Linked DNA regions of Homo sapiens: region 1 is linked to region 2. The links are chromatin contacts, found by Hi-C or POLR2A ChIA-PET in ENCODE. All regions are on one chromosome and are shown on one strand. Each heading gives the region's core, a stretch centred on a gene start or an enhancer-like site at or near the end of the contact. The rest is flanking DNA. Distances are from core to core; before and after follow the strand shown. Region 1 holds the start of MYL6 (myosin light chain 6). Region 2 holds the start of GLS2 (glutaminase 2).

Evidence for each region. Hi-C counts contacts between places; a loop is a spot of excess contacts on that map. ChIA-PET counts read pairs that join two places held with the same protein, here RNA polymerase II (POLR2A). Pooled maps may share reads with other maps.
Region 1: a pooled map shows a loop between it and region 2 (2.0-fold over the local background). The contact joins the promoter of MYL6 here to the promoter of GLS2 in region 2. A Hi-C loop is called at or near these places in 5 of 50 pooled maps. POLR2A ChIA-PET finds 5 or more read pairs at or near these places in 3 of 52 experiments (MCF 10A, OCI-LY7 and activated CD8-positive, alpha-beta memory T cell).

Annotation. Positions count from the first base shown.
Region 1 is chr12:56,156,175-56,160,230 of GRCh38, forward strand. MYL6 (myosin light chain 6) reads left to right here and starts at 2,185. Exons shown (of 7, transcript NM_021019.5): 1 at 2,185-2,230; 2 at 2,510-2,537; 3 at 3,413-3,556; 4 at 3,801-3,974. The coding sequence starts at 2,228. MYL6B (myosin light chain 6B) reads left to right here. Exons shown (of 8, transcript NM_002475.5): 6 at 1,294-1,371; 7 at 1,524-1,561; 8 at 1,708-1,808. The coding sequence ends at 1,552. It overlaps MYL6B-AS1 (MYL6B antisense RNA 1), which reads right to left and starts at 2,051. Exons shown (of 3, transcript NR_186043.1): 1 at 2,009-2,051; 2 at 1,460-1,771. RefSeq lists enhancers at 1,184-1,293, 3,304-3,373, 3,414-3,483 and silencers at 1,914-2,083, 2,454-2,633.
Region 2 is chr12:56,486,911-56,491,090 of GRCh38, forward strand. It overlaps GLS2 (glutaminase 2), which reads right to left and starts at 1,251. Exons shown (of 18, transcript NM_013267.4): 1 at 1,027-1,251. The coding sequence starts at 1,208. LOC124902944 (a long non-coding RNA gene) reads left to right here. Exons shown (of 2, transcript XR_007063331.1): 1 at 1-42; 2 at 77-422. RefSeq lists an enhancer at 788-1,007 and a silencer at 1,168-1,597.

The DNA.
Region 1 (4,056 bases), core at 935-3,434, 330 kb before region 2:
ACGCACCTATAATCCCAGCTACCCAGGAGGCTGAGGCAGGAGAATCGCTGGAACCCGGGAGTCTGAGGTTGCAGTGAGCCGAGAGATCATGCCACTGTACTCCAGCCTGGGGGACAGAGCAAGGTTCTGTCTCAAAAAAAAAAAAAAAGGCCAGACACGGTGGCTCAAGCCTGTAATCCCAGCACTTTGGGAAGCCGAGGCAGGCGGATCACTTGAGATCAGGAGTTCAAGACCAGCCTGGCCAACATGGTGAAACCTCGTCTCTACTAAAAACACAAAAATTAGCCAGGCATGATGGCGGGTGCCTGTAATCCCAGCTACTTGGTAGGCTAAGGCAGGAGAATCGCTTTAACCCGGGAGGTGGAGGTTGCGGTGAGCCGAGACCGTGCCACTGTACTCCAGCCTGGGTGATAGAGCAAGACTCAGTTTAAAAAAAAGCAAAACAGCATGGGCTGGCCGGGAGCAGTGGCTCACTCCTGTAATCCTAGCACTTTGGGAGGCCAAGGCAGGAGGATCGCTTGAGCCCAGGAGTTCGAGACCAGCCTGGGCAACGTAGTGAGATTCTATCTCTATTTAAAAAAAAAAAAAGTACAAGGCTGGGCGTGGTGGCTCACACCTGTAATCTCAGCATTTTGGGAGGCCGAGATGGGCAGATCATTTGAGCTCAGGAGTTCGAGACCAGCCTGAGCAACATGGCAAAACCATGTCTCTACAAAAAAATTTAAAAATTAGCCAGGCGTGGTGGTGCACGCTTGTAGTCCCAGCTACTTCGAAGGCCGATGTGAATCACTGGAGCCCAGGAGGTGGAAGTTGCAGTGAGCCATGATGATGTCACTGCACTCCAGCCTGGGTGACAGAGGGAGACCCTATCTCAAAAAAAAAAAAAAAAAATTACAATTGTTATGTTTATATTGTTGTTTACAAAAATATATGGAAAAAGCCAGGCGCGGTGGCTCACGCCTGTAATCCTAGCACTTTGGGAGGCCGAGGCAGGTGTATGACCTGAGGTCAAGAGTTTGAGAGCAGCCTGCCCAACATGGCGAAACCTCGTCTCTACCAAAAATACAAAAAATTAGCCGGGCGCCTGTAATCCCAGCTACTCGGGAGGGTGAGGCAGGAGAATCGCGTGAACACGGGAGGCGGAGGTTGCAGTGAGCCGAGATCGCTCCGCTCCACTGCACTCCAGCCTGAGCGACAGGAGCGAAACTCCGTCTCAAAAAAAAAAAGGAAAAGCGTGGCCTGGGTGAGTGAAGGAGGGAAAGGAGGGCCTCAGACGTTGTGTCTGGGATTCAGGAGAGAAGATGACTGAGGAGGAGGTGGAGACCGTTCTGGCAGGACACGAGGACAGCAACGGCTGCATCAACTACGAGGGTGAGGGGACAAAAAAGCGGGAGCGGGGCCGAGGGAGGAGGGCAGCCTGGCGTCTTGCCGCGTGTGGGCGGGGGCACCCCTGGATTACCTAGAGTCAGATGTATTATCCAAAGGCCTGCTTCTGAAGCCCCTCTTGCCTCCTCTCTCTGCAGCCTTCTTGAAACACATCCTAAGCGTCTGAGTGCTGCAGGTAGGGCCCTCCCACCCCTTCGCCGCGCCTTACGAGGCAAGTCTCCCGCCCTTCTCTCAGCCAACATAGAAAAGCAGCGGAGTTCATTCTGCTGTCCGGTTGCTGCACGGGCTCCAGCGCTTCGCAACTTTGGTTTTTTTCCACAGATCCAGTGGGGTCCGGACACTGGGCCCCGCAGGCGAAAGCACGTTCCAGCCACCAGGAGGCCACCTATTGTTTCAAAATAAAGACTGGGTTCCTCTCTTGGTTTCAGACTGCTATTTTTTTCATGGTTGGGGGAGCAGCGGGAGACGGGGAGGGTGCTAGGAGGAGAGGGCGGGAAAAGAGGGCTCTCTCCTCTTCCAATCCTCTGATCTTCCTGCTGTTGGGAGGTGCAGATTCATTGTGCCCCAGCCCACGTCCCCCCACGACCCCCGCCCCCCCACCTCCCCCCACGACCCCCCCCACCTCCGAGCGGGTTCTGTGCCCAGGTGGCGCTGGAGAAAGGAACAGCGGACCCCGCCCAAGTCATTACTAATGTAGCAATCGTCTGCATAAACCCAGGCCACGGTTCCTATTGGCTGAGTCCTCTGAGGGTGACGTCATCGGGACGTACTAAGACTAGGGTTGGGCCGAGAGTCGGAGCCATTACTGCAGGAAAAGGTCCCGGAGAGCTGAGCAGTCAAGATGGTGGGGCCCAGGTCTTGGGAGACGGGCAGGATTGGGGACGAGAGGCAGGAAGAGACGGGTGGGGGGCGAGGAGAAGGCAGGGGTAGGAGGCAAAGGGAATCTGAGGACCCGAAAGGTTGGAGGTGGGGTTGGAAAGACTGGGGCCCTGCGGGGAAGCGAGTCTGCAGCCTGAAACAGGAGTTTGTGGGTCAGAGTTTGTGGGTCAGAGTTTGTGGGGCTGGGATAGAAACTCGGGGGATTGGCGTTCAGATGCTGACCACTTCCCTCTTCTCTGAGCAGTGTGACTTCACCGAAGACCAGACCGCAGGTAGGTTATCTCTGATCCCTACCGAGGTCACCCTTAGGGAGAGGGACACCCTCCCCCCAGCACCTATCCTCTAATCTTAATCTGTCATCTCTTTAGCACCCCCATGAGATTACCCCCTGGATTATTTTCTCTTCTTCTGGATCCTCCATTTTCTTTTCTCACTTTCTTCCTCCCTCCCCTTCCACTCTAGATCTGATCCCAAGCACTGGGTGAGTTTTAGGTGGTGTGGGTATGTGAAAAAACTTGGTCACTTAATGCCTGCTGTGTGTGGGGTCTCGGGAGGGTGTATAAAGCTGCCTGCTTTCCTTTGTCCTTTAATCAGCTACTTCTGCCTCTTTTCTCCTCTTGTGATAACTGTCCCCGCCCTCCCAGCTTGCAGTTGTGAAGATTGTAGAGCAGTGACCTGATATTCTGTGCAGATGGGGACAAGACAGGGGAGTTTGCTAAGGATATGACTGTAGCTATACCCTCTGGAAGTTCTCTTTATACTGGAGGGGTGCGAAGTGGCAGGTTGGGATGACCCTAGTCCCAGGCTGCTGCTCCCACTTCCTTATAAGGACAGGACTGAGACTGGGCGGTGGCGAATTCCTGCCCTGAGAAGTGTAGTAGCAGCAGTGGAGATTGGCAGGCCTGCCGCAGGCAGAGGGGTTGTGTAAATGGATGTTACCAGGCTGCCAGAAGGGGAGGAAGCCTCTATATAGAACACTTGAGTTGGGAGGAAGAGAAATAGAGCCCTCTTAAGTAGACTTTGGTGTACAGTTTGGTGCAGATATCTCGTTTCCTCAGCATGATCAAAGTTGAATGGGCAGCAGAGCTCTGAGGTAGGGTTTGGATTAACCCTCAAATCCTGTGTTGACATTCATCTGAATCCTCAGAGTTCAAGGAGGCCTTCCAGCTGTTTGACCGAACAGGTGATGGCAAGATCCTGTACAGCCAGTGTGGGGATGTGATGAGGGCCCTGGGCCAGAACCCTACCAACGCCGAGGTGCTCAAGGTCCTGGGGAACCCCAAGAGTGATGGTGAGGGGCCTAAAGAACAACTCCTCAGTGTGGTCATGGGCCCACAGTTCTTCAGCTAAGAGCTTCCCTTTATCTTCATAGGCCCCAAACTCAAGCAAGTCTGGATTAGCAAATCCCATGGATTTCCTTGCTTTTAGTGGGGAGTCATCTGTCATCTCTCTGTTCAGTTGAGGTCTCTATAATCCCCTGTCCTGAGAACTTGTGTTACTTCTCTGGCCTGACACTTCCACCTCCTTTATGGCAGAGATGAATGTGAAGGTGCTGGACTTTGAGCACTTTCTGCCCATGCTGCAGACAGTGGCCAAGAACAAGGACCAGGGCACCTATGAGGATTATGTCGAAGGACTTCGGGTGTTTGACAAGGAAGGAAATGGCACCGTCATGGGTGCTGAAATCCGGCATGTTCTTGTCACACTGGGTAAGGTTCTGTGTCCTTGTCCTTGAGCTGAGATGGCACCCTGAGGTACCTCACTTGTCACCCAATTCCAAAAATGCTTTCT
Region 2 (4,180 bases), core at 1-2,500:
CCTATTGGTGTCCCTTACGACAGAGACTCGAGTAGTGGTGAGGTAGTGTTGTGTCAGAGACTCGAGTAGTGGTGAGGTAGTGTTGTGTCAGTCTGGCTACTTTACTGATGGTGTCCATGTTTCTGAGTGTCATCAGGGAGATGGCAGCGACGAGGGAGATGGCCCATTTCCTGTTCCTGCTACAGTAGAGCAGGGGCTCTTTGGACAGTGTCTATGCTGGCCCTCTGGGGAGGACAAGATTTCCTGCTCAGCACCGTCTGGGTCTCAGAGAAAAAGGCTCAGCCACCAAGTGTGTCCTAGGCGGTGGGGAAGATAAAGGTTTGGCATCCTGGGTGGAAGAAACACCCAAAGGAAGAGAACGTTTTAGATTCTGGAGCCTGGGCAGCACAAATAAAGGCTCTGACTGGCTCTGGTTTGGGAAATCTGCGTCTTAAAGACCTTTCCTCCATTACAAATATTCTCCCCATTCAACAACCAGTTTGGAAATTCCCCCCCATTCTGCTGTTCAGGGAGCACTGCTACGCACACACCCAACACTTATGGACGTACCTGCGCACCAATAATACACGCGCATCACACATTACCTGCCGAGAACACGCAGAAACACAACACACAGACCCCAGTACACCTGGACCGGAGGCAGGAGGCTGTTCCACATCCACGCATCTCCTAAAATACACACGAGGACTAGGGAAGGTGAGGACTGGCGGCGTGAGCCCGGCCCTGCACTCAGACACGTGAGCCAAGCAACACTCGGCGCGCATCTGTGATCCGGGTTAAGTGCGCACCTTGGACAGGCGCCATCCCCAGGACCCGCTTGCCCGAACGCACTCCTAGGCAGACGGCAGATTACCGCCCGAGCGCGGCGCACCCAAAGCCCCACATCCAAAGGAAAAGGCACCGAGGGCTAGTGAGCGAGGAGAGGGGAGATGAGCGGCGCTGCCTTGGAAGGGCACTCGGGAACTAGCGAGAACCACAGTGGGAGTGGGGGCAAGCCCGTCCCCTGCCCTGTCCCAGGAGCCTTACTGATCCTGGTGCTGCGGCTGGTGGCTGTGTGGCGTCTCTCTGCCCTGCGCCGCGGCCTCACTGAGGTGGTGCCGGACGCCCCCGCCAAGGAGGGGGCTCCGGCTCGGGTGACCCCAGCCTCCTCGCCCGCAGTGACTGCCAGCCCGGCTCAGGGCCTTCTGCAGAGCCTTCATGGAGCGCATGCCCCAGCAAGCCTCCGGCTCTGCAGGTGCGCCCGGGACCTCTAGCTGTGGCTGGGAAGGAGGGGCGGAGCGAGCGAGACAAGGTGCGGGGGAGTTCTGTGAGGGAGCGCTGGACCTGGAAGACGGAGAATGTGGGCCCGGTGGGTGGGGCTGGGGCTGGGGCAGGAGAAGGGGCCTGCCCCTTTAAAGCTGGCTCCAGGGTTAGGGGCACCCTCAGGACAGGGGCTAGGTGAGGAGCGTTGGGGATGAAGGAGAACCCGGGTGGCTTTCTAGTGGGTGGAGAGAGGGCGGTGCCTGGGAGCTGGAATGGACAATGCCCAGGTCCAATCACTGAGGAAGCAAAAACATTGAGGCGGGGAAAGGGTAAGGTTGCCCAATGAGAGCAAGACGGTGGGACCTTGCGACAGTCTGCGGATGCTTCCGCGTGGGCCCGGCGAGCGCGGGTATCCGCGGATGCTGAGGGCGGGAAAGGCGAGGACAAGCTGAGGCGAAGCCGGTGGGGGCGGGAGGCGCTCCCCGGGAACACCGTGGGGCTGCGAATGATGGAGTTGTCGTGTAGAGAGGAGGGTGCTGCCTCGAGAGAGGAGGCTAAGTAAGAGTGAGCCCAGTTCAGGAGGTCACTCAGAGAGCCTCGACCTCCGAAGGCCAAACCAGCGCCCAGTAACCCGGCGGGTAGCGTGGCGCGCGGCCGACGTGCGGTGGTGCTGAGTGGAGAGTAGGATGACTGCTGGGTACCCCGGGCAGAAGCAGCCGACCAGCACCTCAGGGAGGCATTGGGCGGCGGGAAGGTCGCTCTGGCGGTTAGGAAGCCTGGGTTCCAGTTTGTGTCCCTCTACCATTTATTTGGTGTAGGACTTGTTTTCAAATCTGGAAAGTTAAGACATTAAAATAAGTTGGCACGCAGAAAAACGTTTTATAAACCATGAAGTGCTCCCCACATTTTTCCTATTTTAATTGTTTGCCCTTGTCCTCCTCACGGGCAGAAAAGAGGCGATATACAAAAAGCATTTTGAAATCCAAGAACATTCAGGACTTTTGCCATTTGCAGCTAGAACTTTCACCTTGTATCTCGGCAGCGCCTAACCCAGCATCCATATTTAGTAGGGACTCATTATGTAAATGATAGCTATTATTGAGTGCCCATGGTGTTCCAACCGCTTAGTTTCTCTCTCCCTCTTACCAGAGACCTACAAAGTAGTTATTAGTCTCAATTTGAAGGTGAGGAAACTAAGACTAGGAAATTAAGAATTCTCGCATAAGGTAACCCAGCTAGTAAGTACCAGAACCAGAAATTAGACCCGTTTTTTTTTTTTAACTACAAGTCTCTCCTTCATGCAGCCCTTCTCAAAAATTAAGCATTGAATTGAATTATCCCGGGAGAAATGACCCCATCCCTAAAGGAGGTATTTTATGTGGAAGTATTATGATACAGTACTGGGAGTCTTTTCCTTGTGATAGTTCTGGCTGTATCACAAAATACTAGTTTTTGTTTGTTTGTTTTTGAGACGAAGTTTTGCTCTTGTTGCCCTAGCTGGAGTGCAATGGCGCAATCTCGACTCACTGCAACCTCCGCCTCCTGGGTTCATGCGATTCTCCTGCCTCAGCCTCCCTAGTAGCTGGGATTACAGGCGCCTGCTACCTCGCCCAGCTAATTTTTTGTATTTAGTAAAGATGTGGTTTCGCCATATCGGTCAGGCTGGTCTCAAACTCCTGACCTCAGATGATCCGCCCGCCTCAGCCTCCCACAAGTGCTGGGATTACAGGCATGAGCCACCGTGCTTGTCCCATAGTTTTCATTTTTGGATTAAAATGAGTTTCAAGGGTACTCGTGGGAAAACAAGTACTGAAACCAGTCAGGTGTGTTCTGTGGAAAGGCAGTTCTCCTTTGCCTTGGTTAGGGTTGGAGGGCTTATTTGGCTTAAAACCAGATGGAGTGACATTTGTTTTTGCTTGTTTTCGCCTTCTGTAGTCATTCTGTGTCTGCTGTATCTGTTCTCCTGTCCGTGGAAAGCCGTCTAATTCTGGGAGGGCTTGCTGCTTTATGCTTGGCTTTGCCCAAGAGGCAGAGTTCTGGGTCTCAATACTTAACGTAAACTCAATCCTGCATTAGTTTTTTTCATACGTAACAGACGAATCTTATCCTTGTTTCATAGAAATATGATTTATCTGAAACGTTTTGATCTATTCAAGAGAAAAATACCATCTGTTAGGGAATTTCTAAACATTACCCAGAAGTAATTTGCTTCCTTTTTTTCCTATTTCTGCCTCTTTGAATTAGCTTTATACTCTAATGAGTTCCTTACTCTCTTTCTCCCAGCACTCTTCCACTAATAGGAACTGGTTGGGTAGTGAAGAAGATCTATGCATGGAAGCAGAGGTTCTTTGCTTAGAGAACTAGCTCCAGCTGCACTTGGACCTTTGGACTAACTGTCTCCAATACAATATTGCTGTCTTTGCATGAGGATGGAGCATGAACTGGTGACTTGGGAGGCCAATGGTACTGTGTAAAGTATAAGATGCTGGAGAAGAACAAGTTTGTTGTCCCAGGTGGTTAAAGCTTGGCAGGGTCAGGTCCTCTTTTTGTTTCTAATTTGAAAAATACTCATCATCTAGTTTAATTTGTGCAAAACTATTAGCCAACTATGACAAGGGCAGCTAGAAATGAAGATTTTCATAACTGAAAGAAAGTTCTTTGTGTCTCTAACAGTGGGCTTTTAGGTTAGTCCATGGCTGTGCCAGAGTTTTGTGGTATGTGAGAGAGGATTAGACTTAATGATTTTGAATCCTTAATAAAAGCTAAATCCGGGCCGGGCGCGGTGGCTCATGCCTGTAATCCCAGCTGCTCAGGAGGCTGAGGCAGGAGAATTGCTTGAATCTGGGAGGCGGAGGTTGCGGTGAGCTGAGATCACGCCATTGCACTCCAGCCCGGGCAACAAGAGCAAAACTCCGTCTCAAACAAAAAAAAAAAAAGA